Regions from separate parts of the Homo sapiens genome. Here region 2 is linked to region 1. Evidence: chromatin contacts called from ENCODE Hi-C or POLR2A ChIA-PET data. All regions are on one chromosome and are shown on one strand. The core of a region is the stretch at or near the end of the contact, and the rest is flanking DNA. Distances in the headings are between cores, read along the strand shown.

What was found. A loop is a pair of places that touch in the nucleus more often than their neighbours do. ChIA-PET counts read pairs that join two places held with the same protein, here RNA polymerase II (POLR2A). Pooled maps may share reads with other maps.
Region 2: a loop to region 1 is called in a pooled map, with 2.8 times the contacts of the local background. The contact joins two enhancer-like sites. A Hi-C loop is called at or near these places in 1 of 168 maps with a recorded cell type or tissue (Caco-2) and 2 of 50 pooled maps. POLR2A ChIA-PET finds 5 or more read pairs at or near these places in 2 of 52 experiments (Caco-2 and WTC11).

Annotation. Positions count from the first base shown.
Region 1 is chrX:39,811,577-39,816,055 of GRCh38, reverse strand. No RefSeq gene overlaps it. Among named protein-coding and RNA genes, the nearest start is that of MIR1587, 24 kb to the left of the region's middle. RefSeq lists an enhancer at 1,341-1,400. Within about 2 kb of position 2,240, at least 15 of the 41 ENCODE cell types and tissues checked have a DNase peak (open chromatin) inside an H3K27ac peak, as active enhancers do.
Region 2 is chrX:39,981,460-39,986,256 of GRCh38, reverse strand. No RefSeq gene overlaps it. Among named protein-coding and RNA genes, the nearest start is that of LINC03053, 25 kb to the left of the region's middle. Within about 2 kb of position 1,961, at least 3 of the 41 ENCODE cell types and tissues checked have a DNase peak (open chromatin) inside an H3K27ac peak, as active enhancers do.

The sequences.
Region 1 (4,479 bases), core at 991-3,490:
CTCTTTCCAGGTTCTGCTAACAGCCCCCACTCCTGGCTCCCTCAGTCCAGGGAGTGGTGGCAGCTTCCCATTGTTGCTAGTCCCAGGGTACTTCCCTATCCCTTGTGGTTTCTGTAATCTGCCCACAACTCTGTAAATAGTCCCTTTACAAACTCTTGTCAGTTAACCCTCTTGCTGAGTCTGCCATCCATTGCTACTGGGGCCCTGACTCACAGCACAAGTGGTACCCATGGGCAGTCCCTAAGTCATCCCACCAATCACAGACAAGATATCCTGAGTTCCCCACTGGTCAATTTGAATATGCAAATGTTAGGCATCTGTCCCTGGGGGTAAGCTTTCCACAGCAGTCTAGACCCTGGCGGTGGACTCCCTGATTCACCTATCTGCACTGTGGCACTTAGCACTAAACTGTGTGGGCTCCTCCTTCCTCAGTGTTCAGATTAGGTTATGGGAAGAACATAACCCCTTCCTCCCCCAACTTTCTGTGTTGTTTTGGGTGAGAGCGGACATTATAATTTTGGGGAATGTGATAGAACTGCCCAGAGTACATGAAATCAGCCACATAAATTATTGAACTTAAATGATGATTCTGGTGATGTGCTAGTAAATGTTTAACAACTGGCTCCCTGCCCCCCAAGCCCTGACTTGTAGTATCTGCTGATTTCCATGATGCAAATACTCCCACCACAGCCAGTCTCAAGCTGCCCACGTGATGGTGCTGACCATGGAGTTGAAAAGACACGGACACAGCATTACATAGTATTTCTTTCTTTTTTCTTTTTTTTTTTGACACAGAGTCTCACCCTCTCACCCAGGCTGGAGTGCAATGGTGTGGTCTCAGCTCACTACAACCTCCGCCTCCCGGGTTCAAGCGATTCGCCTGCCTCAGCCTCCAGAGTAGCTGGGACTACAGGTGCCCGCCACCACACCTGGCTAATTTTTGTATTTTTAGTAGAGAGGGGGTTTCATTATGTTGGCCAGGCTGGTCTCGAACTCCTGACCTCGTGATCCACCTGCCTCAGCTTTCCAAAGTGCTGTGATTACAGGTGTGAGCCACCATGCCCTGCCTTTTACATAGTATTTCTACCACACAGTCATGAAAGGGTAAATAACCTCATGAGAGTAAATAATAGTAAACTGTAGCAAAGCAGTCAGGAAGGTGTGAGTTTTCAGTATTTATTACCTTTGTTTTTAATATGACTTACTCCATTTTAAATTTTAATTATTTTAATTATAATTCTATTTTTTATTTTACTTCTTTTAATTTTTATTAATGGCTATGCTTAGTAACCAATTGGCAAAAATTCCTGAAAATTTGATGATCTGATCTCACAAACCAGTACCCTTTGGCTCCAGCACACCATGGAAGGGTTCTACTGGCTCTGTGGCAATGGAAAGAAAAATTAGTTTTCAAGAGAGAAAACAAAAACAAAGAAAAGCTACGAGTATTTCAATTGCGCCATCTTGTGGCGCCACCTAACAGTACTATGCCCCCATGACCTGAACTCCCCCCCATTTTGGTCATGCTGTGTCTCTATCTGGGGTGCCCAAACATCCTGGTTTGCCTGGAACACCTCCTTATTTATGCCTACTACCCTGGTTTAACGATAAAAACACCCCTTTTACTTTCTCAAAAGTGTCCTAGTTTGAACAATAAATGATATGGTTACCTAACCTATACCCCAGTAGACTATAACTAGCTTGAGGGTAGGGACTGTCTTGTTTACCATTGCATCCCTCAGACCACGGAGGCATTCAACTGATATTTGTGAAAAGAGCAGTGAAAGTTAAGGCTATAGAAACAGTTTCCCTGCCTTGTTGGTTACACTGATAACCACTGGGATTTGGAAATCTTTACGCTGTGCAGAGATTTTTAGTGTAATGTGATTGGCCCTGTAATCCCTGACCCCGGCGTCCCTGTGCACAAAAAGCCAGGCTGATAGACGTCAGAGCCTCGTCTCCCAGGGAGCGTGCGGCAGCCAGAGGGTGTTGGTCTGGCCATCTGGTGCAGGAACAGTCGAGCCGTGTGGGAGCCCAGCTGGCACGGGAATCCTTGGCTGTCCCCGGCAAACAGCATGGGGAGGAGAGCTGTGGGATCAATAGTAATTTCCTTCAGAAGAACGGCGATGTAGTGCAGTTGGCAATGGCATTGGGCTTTCCCTGGCACGGAGGCTTCTAAATGTGCTTGGCCCTCTTAGCTAGGAAGTGGACTTACAGCAGAACACTGGACAGGGAAGGGAACAAGGACAGGACTTTCTTGGCCTGAGCCCAAGAGAGGTTGCCAGGTTGGCTGTGGGAGCAAGCTTTCTCTGTGCTTGTATGTCATCGGCAGAAACAACGTAGACACTTTGAGTCACTGATAGAGAGGAAATTGTGGAAGCTGGAACATTCCCGTGGGCCTGCTGGCACCTCCCATGCAACATCCATCTACTCAGCACCTAGGGGAGGCTTCTTTGTGCCAGGAACAGGTGGTAAAGGTGATCTCCATTTCTCACTGTCTAGAGATGGAGGGTAAGGAGTTATCTGACATTTCTGAAGCAGGGCCATCATTGCGGATGGAAATAGTGGCGAGTCTAGGGGCTCAGGGAGTGGCTAGGAGTTCAGAAAGAATGGGTCAAGCTTGAGCTGCCAACTGAAGGATGAGCAGGAGTTTTGTTGGATGGGATGGTGGATTCAGGAGCACACCATATAACTACCCCCTTCAAAGGTTTGGGTGGGGACCGCTGCCCACTTGGAATTGTCCTTAGCTGATAGGAGCTGGCTGAGCTGCCTTGTCCAAGGGAGCGCCCTGCCACCTTCCGGGAGGGCAACTCATTCAATGACTGGTTTATAGGCGGGGGAGACTATGCAAGGACTTACCCCTTTGCCTCAATTTAGGACATCTCTGAAGGGCCATCCCAGCCCCAGAACTTGCCTTGGAGTTGACTGAGGCCTCTGTTGCAACTGCACTGTAGTTCAGCTTCTCCCTCTGCCCCATCCTGCAGCCCTTTCTCCCTCACAGGCATTGTTCCTGACAGCAGCCTCCAATCAGGATCCTATACACCAGTCACCATCTCAGGGTCCATCTCGCACAAAGCCCAGCATAAGCCAGGGAGGGAGGGGTAGCTCTTCTCGGGGAGACAAACAGTGTGCAAACTGTGGCCTGGAGGGTGGGCAAGCTGGCCAGGAGGGAGTGTCCATTCCTGTGGACCAAGCACAGGATTAAAAAAAAAAATCCTAAGAAGCAGATTCTTAATTCCTAAATTTTGGTGGTCAGGGAAGATTCATGGCATAAAGGTCTTGCGTTCCTGTGATTGTGACTGAGGTGTGACCTGTGGCATTTCTTAATATAATTTATATGTTCCTGCATCAGGTCAAGTTTTCCCCCAGCCTACTTTCTTAAGTTGCTCCTGTGTCCCAGTTTGGGCTGGAAAAGTGAGGAAGGGCAAGCGCTTTGGAAGCAGGTAGGCATGTGTTCGTGTCCCTCACTTACTGGTGGTAGAACTATGGGCAGATTCCTTTACCCTTCCGAGCCTGTTTCCTCCCCACCTCACCTCATGTGAGATGGGGATAATGAGATAATGCCTATAAACACATAGCACGGGGCCAGGCATGTAGTAAGCACTCAACAAATACCTTTATTTTCATTCCTGCCATTTTTGCTTCCTTTGCTCAAATTTGCACTCCTTTATCAGAGATGCTTGGTGAGGCCGGGTGCAGTGGCTCACACCTGTAATCCCAGGACTTTGGGGGGCTGAGGCAGGTGGATCACTTGAGCTTAGGAGTTGGAGACCAACCTGGCCAACATGGCAAAACCCCATCTCTATGAAAAATACAAAAATTAGCTGGGTGTGGTGGCACGCACCTGTAATCCCAGCTAGGATTACAAGGCAGGAGAATAGCTTGAACCCGGGAGGCGGAGGTTGCAGTGAGATCACGCTGCTGCACTCCAGCCTGGGCAACAGAGCAAGAGTCCGTCTCAAAAAAAAAAAAAAAAAAAAAAAGGAATGCTTGGTGAGTATCCATTTGGTGTGTGGGTAGGGGGAGGTGGGGGAAAGTGGCCGTGCAGTGGGGAGTGTTGATGGTTTTGATAGTTTTGATAGGAGCAGGATATATAAACAGACCTTCACTTGAGTCCTTTAGAGATTCAGTCTAAAGCTATCCCACATATGGGGCGGCTTAACAGAAGACACAAACTTGCCTTCATCTCCTCCATTTATCAGAGGGGGAAACTGAGGTCTGGAGGGGAACTGATGCCTACAGTTACCAAGTGACATCTGGAGACCCTGAACCCCGGTCTTCCAGTGCCCCAGCCCTTGGCTCACCTGGTCTCCCCAGAAGGGAGAGAAGAAGGCAACCGCTTTGGGGTGAGAGCAGAGCTGCCTCCTGGAGCCTCAAGCGCCAGCCTCTGCTCCTGTTTGTTCCCAAGCTCACCAGAAGGGCACCTCCCTCCTCCCCACTGATGTCAGCCGATGACGTCTGGGCTGCATTCAGGCCATG
Region 2 (4,797 bases), core at 712-3,211, 170 kb before region 1:
GTGTGTTTTACCTGAAGGAAGGAGGAAGCAACAAGAAAAAAAAAGTCAGAAATTTGGGTTTTCATATTCCTTGGCCTCATGGGAAATTCATACTAGAGCTTTCCTGGTCAAAGTACCCACCAACTGGCCTGTTACTTTATCTTTGAAATGAGAATAATGAAGGTAGGTTTTGTAGAATGCTAGTAGTGAAGTTAAAAACACTTCTTGCTAAAATCATATTTATGACTACATTCGTGGTTCTGAGAATCTGGATATGGAGAATGACTGGTCACTGAGGTCCTCCCTTTTGTCCTCACCCCTTACAGTCTGTTCTGGAAACAACAGCCAGAGGTATCCCCTGAAACCCGAGTCAGATCCTGTCCCTTTTGGCACACAATTCTCCAGAGCCTTCCTGTGTTATATGAGTGAAAGTCAAGGGTGTTAGGAAGGCCCTGGCTGGTCTGGTTCCTGCCCCCTCCCTTCTCTGAGCTCAAGGCCACTCACCTCCCCTCCCTTCCTCCCTTTCAGCCACATGGGCTGCTTTGCCGTTCCTGGAATACACTGAGCTCACTCCTCCCTCAGGGCCTTTGCACTGGCTATTCCCTCTGCTGTTATGCGGTTCCCTGGCCTGCTCTTTCTGTATTGTCTGCAGGGCTCCTTCCTGCACTGCTCAAGGTCTTTGTTGAAGTGTCAACTTCTCAGCAAGTAAGTCCCTGGTCACGCTTTTGAAAACTGCATCCTTTCCCCAAACCCCAGCTCCTATATTCCCTGTCTCCTTTTCTCCTTCCCACTCACTACCATAAAACTACATGTTTGGCTTATTTGTTTGCTACCTTTCTTTCCCACAAAAATGTAAGCTCTTGACTGCAGGGATTTTTTTTTTTTTAAATCTGTTTTGTTCACCACAGTTTCCCAGGGCCCACAACAGCGAGTGACATACAGCAAGTGCTGGGTGATTATTCGTTGCATAACGAATGACTGAGCCAGCGAATGACGGGTTGGAAGGATTAAATGAGACCATGCGTGCGAGGCACAGAGTGGGGGCACAGTGGCCTGATTTTCTGAGGGTATGGCCTCGGGCTCATGCCTGCCTTGGCCCAAGGATCCCCTTTCTCTCCCAGGACCCCTTGTGGTTTGAACGCCAGTGGCCATGCTGTCAGAGCAGCCCTCAGTTGGCCAGGCTTTTGCTGGATTTTCAATAAGTGATTTCCCTCCATGGACAGAGCAAGAATCACTTAAAATCATTCATGAGAAACTCATGGCTGTGATTTCTGCAGGCGGCTTTGCAGGCCATGAGAGCCTGCGAGGGTTTGTGGGGTGAGCAAGGGGAGGTGACAAACAGAGAGCGAAAAACATTCAGCCTGCTTCTCTGTGGCCTCCCGCCTCCTCTTTTTTCCTGAGACTTGGGTCAGAATAACTGTTTTGGGCAGGAAAAGCTGCTAGGGTGAACGCCGAGGCCCAGCCATGCTCCAGTCTTGGACTTTAGCCCCCACAGTAGGGGATGTGGTTGTGGCAGACCCAGCTCCCCACTGCCCCGCTCTGTCTTCCCAGGCTGGGAAGCTGCTCCCTTAAGCCTCATCCTGGAGCTTGGTTGCCTTGGTTCCCTAGCTACATGGTTGTGGGGTGGCCCCTAGGGTTCATTTCTGTAGCCCCATGTACCCTGCAACCCTCGCTAGTGGTTCAACCTGTGGGATTGGAATTTTGCCAGGGGACATCTCTGCTCCTCCTGGTGGCTTGTCTTGACCTGCTCTTTGTAGCAGACACTTTTGGTGCCCCACCCGCCTGCCTGTAGCCTCAAACACCCATGCCTCGGCCTGAGGGAGTTTTGCTGGCTGTGCACTCTTTCAGCACGCAGGGCAGGCCAGAAATGCAGCCGTGACGGGGGGATCAGCAGATAAATACTCCAGCTGCCTCATCCTTCTGTTGGGGAAACTTTGAGGCGTGTTCTACGCCGTCTCCCAGAGATCCCTGGTAGGATTGAGCCCCAGTTGCCCACAGTAACAGCTGCCTTGATTACATAAGCTTTCTTGGCTTCCTTCCCTTCTCTGCTGGCTTCCTTGCTTCCTTTCCTGGGATCATTCTGATTGGGGTGGAATAGCGATGGTTGCAAATTCTTTGTCATCCCCCCTACTAAGAGATAGGGTGTTGTTATGGATTGAATTGTGTCCCACAAAAAGATATGTTGAGGTCTCAATCCCCAGTACCTGTAAATATGACTTCGTTTGGAAACAGGCTGTTTGCAGATGTAATCAAGTTAAGATGAGGTCATACTGGATTAGGGCGAGCAGCCCTGAATCTAATGACGAATGTACTTGTTAGAAGAGGAAATGTGGGCACAGAGACACACAAACACAAAGAGAGAAGAAGGCCATGCAAAGAGGCAGAGACAGATGCACAGACATACCACGTGACTGCAGAGGTGGAGATGAGGTGATGCTGCTGAAACCGAGGAATGCCAAGGATTGCTGGCAACCACAGAAGCCAGGAAAGAAGCCTGGGACAGATTCTTCCTCAGAACCCCCATGGAGGAACCAACCCTGTTGACCTCTTGGATTCAGACTTCTGGCCTTCAGAACTGTGAAAGAATGAATTTCTATTGTTTAAAGTCACTCAGTATTAGCCAGGCGTGGTGGCTTATGCCTGTAATCCCAACACTTTGGGAGGCTAAGGTGGGTGGATCACTTGAGGTCAGGAGTTCGAGACCAGCCTGGCCAACATGGTGAAACCCCGTCTCTACTAAAAATACAAAAATTAGCCGGGCATGATGGCGGGCGCCTGTAATCCCAGCTACTCGGGAGGCTGAGGCGGAGAATCGTTTGAGCCCAGGAGTCGGAGGTTGCAGTGAGCCGAGATCACACCACTACACTCCAGCCTGTACGACAGAGCAAGACACTGTCAAAAAAAAAAAAAAAATAAGCCACTCAGTCTGTGTGGCACTTTACTAAGGCAGCCCTAGCAAACTAACAAAGTGTCTTTCTCCATTCCTTTGAATCTGGGCTGGGCCTGGGATGGTTTTGAGCAATAGCACGTGGCAACATGATGCTGTGCTGGTTCTAGGCCTAGACCTTTAGAGGCATGGTGGCTTCCACTTCATCTGCCTTGGAACCCAGTCACTGTGCTGTTGGGGGAGTCCAGGCAACCGCATGGAGAGGCCTGCATAGCCGCTGTCAAGCTGCCAGGCAACAGCCTGCACCAACTTGCTAGCTCTTTAGAAAACAATTCTTCCAGCCCCACTTGAGCTGCCCTAGCTGATGCTCAAGTTGTAAAATTGTGAGCAAATAATGGTTGTTTGTTTTAAGCCACCAAGTGTTGGGGTGGTTCATTGCCCAGCAATAGATAACTGAAACATGTATGCACTATTTGCACTGGAATCCTTGTCTTAACGTATTCCTCTGGGGGAACACTCCAAAAAACTTATTCTGCTATGGTTTGAATATTTTTGTCCCCTCCAAAAGTCATGTTGAAACGTAATGGCCAATGCAATAGTGTTGGGATGTGGGTCCTAATGAGACGTGTGTAAGTCATGAGGGCTCCATTCTCACGAATGGATTATGTTGTTATAAAAAGGGCTTGCAGGAGTAGGTTCCTCTCTTTTCTGCTCTTCCACTCTGTGAAGACACAGAAAGAAAGCCCTCGTCAGATGCCGGTGCCTTGATTTTGGACTTTCCAGCCTCCAGAACTGTGAGAAGTAAATTTCTGTTCATTATAAATTACTCAGTGTCAGGTATTCTGTTATAGCAACAGAAAGCTAAGACATCTTCCATGTTCCTTCTTGAGATTGAGCCCCCCTTCAAACTTAACCTAGTTCTTCCCACCCTACTTTTCCAGGCCTGATCCCTCTGGACAGCTCTCTGCTCTCAATTGCCCACAAACTGACACTTGGCTCTCTTGCCTCAACTGGATGTTCTCTGCAGGTAGGACTGGGACTGTGTGCCAACATGCACACTGTCCCAGGCTGCCCTACAAGAGCCAGCCTCCATGTATCGGTCAGGGTGGCCCTGGGGGAAGTTGATCTCTGCCCATTCGTGGTTCACAGCCCTGCTCAATGTTGGTGGATACCCAGCATGCCTTCCGCACCCACAGTCCAGCATTATCTCAGAGCAGCCATTGTGGATCCCTGTCTGTTGCCACATTTAACCCTGTCAGTCACATCTGCTGAAAACCCCATGAGTTGCATTTCTTGGAGGTCATCTATAATGAGAGCATGCCCTTGTGGGCTTGTGGAGGGCATGGTGACTGACTCTTTGACACCTATCACTCCTCTGCATGCTCAGTCTATTTCTTTTGCTGGGGACTGGGTTGGAAATGTACTTGTGGCTCAGACCTGACCAATGAGGTGGGGGATCTACTGGGTGGAGGCTTTTGGGAAATATTGATTCACTCTGAAGGGAGATACTCAGAGTCTAGTCTACCTTTTTTTTTTTCTTTTCTTTTCTTTTCTTCTTTTGAGACAGGGTCTTGCTCTGTCACCCAGGCTGGAGTACAGTGGCATGATCTTGGCTCACTGCAACCTCCTGGGCTCAAGCAATCCTCCCACCTCAGCCTCCTGAGTAGCTGGGACTACAGGTACGTGCCACCATGCCCAGTTAATTTTTTTTTTTTTATGTAGAGATGGGGGTCTCACTATGTTGCCCAGACTGGCCTCAAACTCCTAAGCTCAATCGATCCACCCACCTCGGCCTCCCAATGTGCTGAGATTACAGGCGTGAGCCACCGTGCCTGGCCAGCCTACCCTTTTCTTCCTCTGGACTTGTGTCTGCCTAGATGTGTCCTCTGGGATGGCTGTGAGCACCTCACAACCATACTAAGAGAAACCAG